Linked DNA regions of Mus musculus: region 2 is linked to region 1. Evidence: chromatin loops called from intact Hi-C (ENCODE). Cell type or tissue: heart. All regions are shown on one strand.

Region 1 (2,500 bases):
TGGCACACACGCATACGTGCATACTCACATACACACACAAGCACACTTGAGGGACATAGCTCAGTGGTAGGCACTTACTTGCTCAGTGCACAAAAGGCTGGACGTTCAAAGCCCAGTACTGAAAAACAAAACAAAATGTTCACACGTCACATGCTATGTTTGTAAGTGAACAGTAATGGCTTCCCGTCACCTTTCTAAAATGGCTGACTCATTTAACTAACAGCACTGTGAACCAGTGTTCTCAACTTTTTCCTGCCTCAGCTGCCATTCCTCCATGATAGGGGAGGGACGTTGGCATGAATTCTATACGCTCAAAGGGATACCTGGATTACACAACGCAGCAGATAAAAGCAACTGGCATTGTGCAGGTTTCCCAGGTCCCCACCCGTATTTCCACTTTTGCTGTAGTGATGTTTACTGTTTGCCAGGTACTCCGGTGCACTGCGTAGAGCAAACAACTTAAACTCCCATGGGAACCTCTGCGGCCCATGATAAAACCATCCTCTATTTACATGAGGACAAGGCACAGCGTTTAAGGAACAAGATCACACAGACAGTAAAAGACAGGCTGTGGAATCAACTCTGGATGGTGCAGTCCTTGGGTTTCTGTCCCGACACACTTTATTCCAAAGGCACAGGGAGAAACCATTACCATACAGAGGACTTGTCCTAGCATATTGTACATACTAGTCACAGACTTCATCTTGTAATGAGTGACAGGGCCTCAGTGGCTGGGTGGTCTGTGTTCTGTGTCACGTGGGTCTTAAGGTTTTAACAACTTCACCTGCCTTTACCTGCCTGAGCCTTTACCGTGTTCCCACTCAGAACTGGGAAAAGGGAAACTCAGCTGTCCTATTACTTTCCCGTGGGATGTGGTTCACCCTAGGAGTACGTGATTGTGGGAGGGCCACTGACAGACAGCTTCAGTCTTCTGATGTGAAATCTGATCTTCTGTGGAAGAAGGCATGCCCATTTGGAGAACTAGTTAAAGCTGATTAGAAGTTTTAAGTCCGTAGAAGCCGCATGTCAGATATAAAGCTGAAGTTCACCTTGAACTTTATTTTTAGAACTGCACTAATTAGAACAAAGTTAGACTCGTAAAGGCCTCTTCCTTGCACAGACGGGAATCTACAGCAGAAAGGCCATTTACAAATCACAACATATGCAGCTTCGTGAGCCACATAGGTTGAACAGAATGAAACAGAAAGCTACACCAAAGACAACTTCCTGGGAAAGCCGTCTCACTCAGCTTCTGCCGTGTTTTCTCCAGCAAGGACCCTCCTAATGGGTAGACTAGTTCTGAAAATCAAATTTAATTAAAAATTTTTAAAATCTGAGGGCTGGCTGCAATTCAAAACCGAGTCTTTTCACAGCCACCTTACTAGACGCTGTTTAAAGACAAAGATGTGTAATGCCACCTACAGGGCACCTTTGGAACTACAGTCCTACTTCTATGTCCCACACTGGGTTAAAAAAAAAAAAAGGCAAACCCTTGCTCATCACATTTAGCCAGAAAGCGTGAGGAGGGGGCGAAAAGAAGCACAAGAAGACGCACCGCCATTCTGTCCTGCACTTAAATAATAATGTGGAATCAAAACCAACCCGGTGTCACCAACTATAATCCACAGACTGTTAGAAATGGGAGAAGAGTTAGGCAACCAGAGGGAGAAGGTGGAAGAGGCTCAAGTCACTGGTGAGGAGGCCTGCAATTTGCCTCTGAATTGTAGAATCCCTCCCCCAGCCTTCAGTTAACAGCGATTCTGGTTCCTAGAGTTGTTCCACAGGTTTTGAGGTTCAGCCCCTCATTCTGGGCAGGACAGGCCACTCTAACCAGAGCACTTCTCTTCCCTTCTCTCGCCCTCCCTGCTGGGAGGTAGTAGACACGGGTTTCTTTATGGTGGTGATTCTCAATTTAGGAAACATTAAAGCTATTTGGAGTCCTTCAGTACCACCACCACACCTCCTGTTTACTCCGGCTAGAATGAAGCTTGACCTTAGCATAGTGCTTGGCTTCTGCTAGCTTCCAATTTTCCAAGTGACCACACAGTCTGGTTGAAGAAACAGTCCCTACAAAGCTAGGAAGTTACAGGTTCTAGGACAGCTAGGGCTACACAGAGAAACTGTCTCCAAACACCAAAACGAAACAAAAATCCCCAAACTTAAAGCCAAAACAAACACAAACCAGTTTGGGGCTGCAATCTCTTTCCAGGTGACGTCCACCTACTCCCTGGTAAGTGGTGCTAGGCCCCGCAGCCCACAGCAACAAACCCTGCTTGCTCAAGAGGACCCCAACTCATCTCTAGCATTTCCCTGACACACTGGTAATTACTTGAAGCTGGGCAGTTGGTATACTGGTTGATGCCCAGCTAGAGGCATGACCTCACTCATCTCTTGCACCTATTTGTTTTTGAGATATGGCCATGTGTTCCTATGTGTCCCAGAATGGCCTTGAACCCATGATCCTGCCTCCACCTTCCAGGTGTGTGCTGTGCAGCTCCCC
Region 2 (2,500 bases), 220 kb before region 1:
ACTCTTCCGCTAAGATACCTCCACCGCCTATAAAGGTATCCTCAAATTAAATGTAGACTTTTAAGCACAAAAGTGGCCTGTTGATCTCAGTAACACCAGACTACTAGTGCTGGGGTGGGGTGGGGGGTGTAAATACAGTAAAATTAAGTCTAAATGACTTATTCGGAGCGGAGGAAGTAGCCGAGTCCCCGAAAATGCGACAAAGCTCACACAGCTGAATAGGCGACAAGTCCAGGACACAGGTCCAAATCTGCCCATTTCAGCTGGAAGGCCCTGCTACTTCTCTTTGGGAAGAAGGACGGGAATTCTGAAGAAGCCAGGCCGCCAGTCTGGAGCAAAGACGATCACTCCCGTTCTACCAAACGCTCGCTGCGGGACTCAGGCCACCCCGGCAAGACCTCTCGGAATCAGCGCCAGGGAGATGCAGCATCAGGCACGGTCCCCGGGGGGGGGGGGGGGGGGGGTGTCTCCCGGGGGCACCGGCCCCGGGCTCGGCCCCCAGGCCTAGAGAATCCCCGAGGCACCGGGACGACCGTGAGGCTCTCCGTCTCGCGACCACCCGGTGCCCGGCCTCCGCTCCCTCTGCTGTGAACGAGCCTGTCCACTCCCACCACCATACCTCGCATTCAGTTCCGCGAGCACTGCGCGGAGGTCAACCGTGCTGAACCGGCTCTTCATGGCTAGGCTGCGTGTCGCTACCGCAGTCCTTTCAGGGACTGAGCCGACGCAGGACCACTATGCTTCTGCGCATGAGCGCTTGGCTTGTGTCTACGGCAACCCAAATGACCCAATATTACTTATAGTGAAAGTGCGCTATTTAACCGAAGTTTGTTGTCAAATCATGATCAATTATTTTTTTCACTGTGTAAAAAAAACTCGACATAGAACTAACTACCTTCTCGAAACTGCGTCCTTTCCTTGAACAATGACCGGGTTAATCCCGTCCCCTTGTTTGGGGATTAAAATGGGTCTCCATTAGGATCCTGTAGGTCATTAACCATTAATCAGTTGCCCCAGGAAGGCGCTATCGCTCAGGATGGAAGAGCAAGGGGTCTTTCTAAACGCGAATTTGAGACTAGACAAAAACCAACGGTTGGTTTTCCCTGACTCTGACAAGCCGTAGAGATGGGTTCCTATTTTGCTGGGTACTACTCTCCGAAATAGGATTCTGCGGCATACTGTAGAATTCTCATTCAAGTTGAATGGGGTGGGGTTCTATATAGCCCGAGTTTCATAAATTCTTGGCACCTCAAATACTCAAAAATTCACTAAGTAAAGATGTCAGATAAAAATAAAGTAAGAGTTCCCATGGGAGAAGGAGAAAAAGTTCTCCTCCCACACCCCAGCGTTCTCTAAACTGCTTCAAGTTCTGCATGCTACCAATTCATACATAAATTATTCAGGGTTCAAATATACGATAGTTAATTCGTCTAAATTTTTCTTTTTAAAAGTTCTAATGTTAGTAATAAACAAATCTAAAACTAAGAACAAAAATCTACTAGTTTTGGACAGTGGAAGGTGTGTGTGTGTGGGGGGGTGGTTGTCATGGTCATTTTTGATACAGGGTCTTTCTATGTAGCCCAGGACACCTTAGAACTCTGAATTTTCTTGTCTCTGCCTTTTTGAGTGCTGAAATTACCAACACATTTAGAAACTGGAGGAATTTTAAAATCAGTGAAACATGTATTTAAAAGTTTAAAGTCATTAGCATTCACATCGCTATAAGTTCTTAGAATGGGTGACCAAAAAAGCAAAAGAAAGCAGGGAAAGTGTCAAATTTGTATATCTAAAAACATAAGGATTTTTGTAATTACTCTGCTTTTGAGACAGGGCATGCTATATAGTCAAGGTTAGTCTAAACTCACCCTATAAGCCAGGCTGTCCTCAGTCTCCCTCTGATTCCAGCCTCATTGGTATTGGAATTGCAGGTACATACTATCATGCCCAGATAGATCATAAACCTTTAATGTTGGCAAATGTGTTAATCTAGTTTCTATTGTTGTAACAAAATACCAACAGTTAAACAATGTACAAAGTTCACAGTTTTAGCAGCTGGAACTCTGAAACTGAGTAGCCACATCTATTTCAATCTAACAAGGGCAGCCCCCCTGCTACATTCCAGCATCTTGAGGGAAGCACATGGAAAGAGAGGGGGCAGTTCCGAGGTGAGACGGAAGCAGCAGGGGTGCACGCGCCAGGCTTCTTCTTATGATAGCTTCTTCATGAGTGAAACTGGTTTCTCTCAAGAACAATAGCATTTCTGATTTTTAAAGGCTTTCACCGCTACACCTGGCACCAAGCTTCCAGCACTCGAAAGGGATCTAAAACACAGCATTTTGTAGTAAGCATCAGTTTTTTATTCTATCCTAAATACAAGTAGAAGGCTAAATGTACAGCCAAAACATATACAGAGTCTTGGACATGGGGAAATTGATAGAAAATTGTAGGATATTTAAAATCAAAGTACAACCATGTTTCAGAAGAGAGCAACAGATCTGAA

The links. Peaks named below come from ENCODE experiments on the same cell type or tissue, not always from the same donor. Only the 100,000 strongest peaks of a DNase experiment are listed, where the experiment ranks them.
Region 2: it touches region 1 in a loop (4-fold over the local background); 24 of 42 quality-filtered maps call a loop at or near these places.

Annotation. Positions count from the first base shown.
Region 1 is chr12:69,573,288-69,575,787 of GRCm38, forward strand. No RefSeq gene overlaps it. Among named protein-coding and RNA genes, the nearest start is that of Vcpkmt, 8.5 kb to the right of the region's middle. In heart, a CTCF peak has its summit at 1,424 (motif pointing left); a DNase peak (open chromatin) is centred at 1,424; H3K4me3 peaks cover 401 bases; H3K27ac peaks cover 564 bases.
Region 2 is chr12:69,356,432-69,358,931 of GRCm38, forward strand. It overlaps Nemf (nuclear export mediator factor), which reads right to left and starts at 745. Exons shown (of 33, transcript NM_025441.3): 1 at 620-745. The coding sequence starts at 678. In heart, a CTCF peak has its summit at 940; a DNase peak (open chromatin) is centred at 650; H3K4me3 peaks cover 1,377 bases; H3K27ac peaks cover 1,426 bases.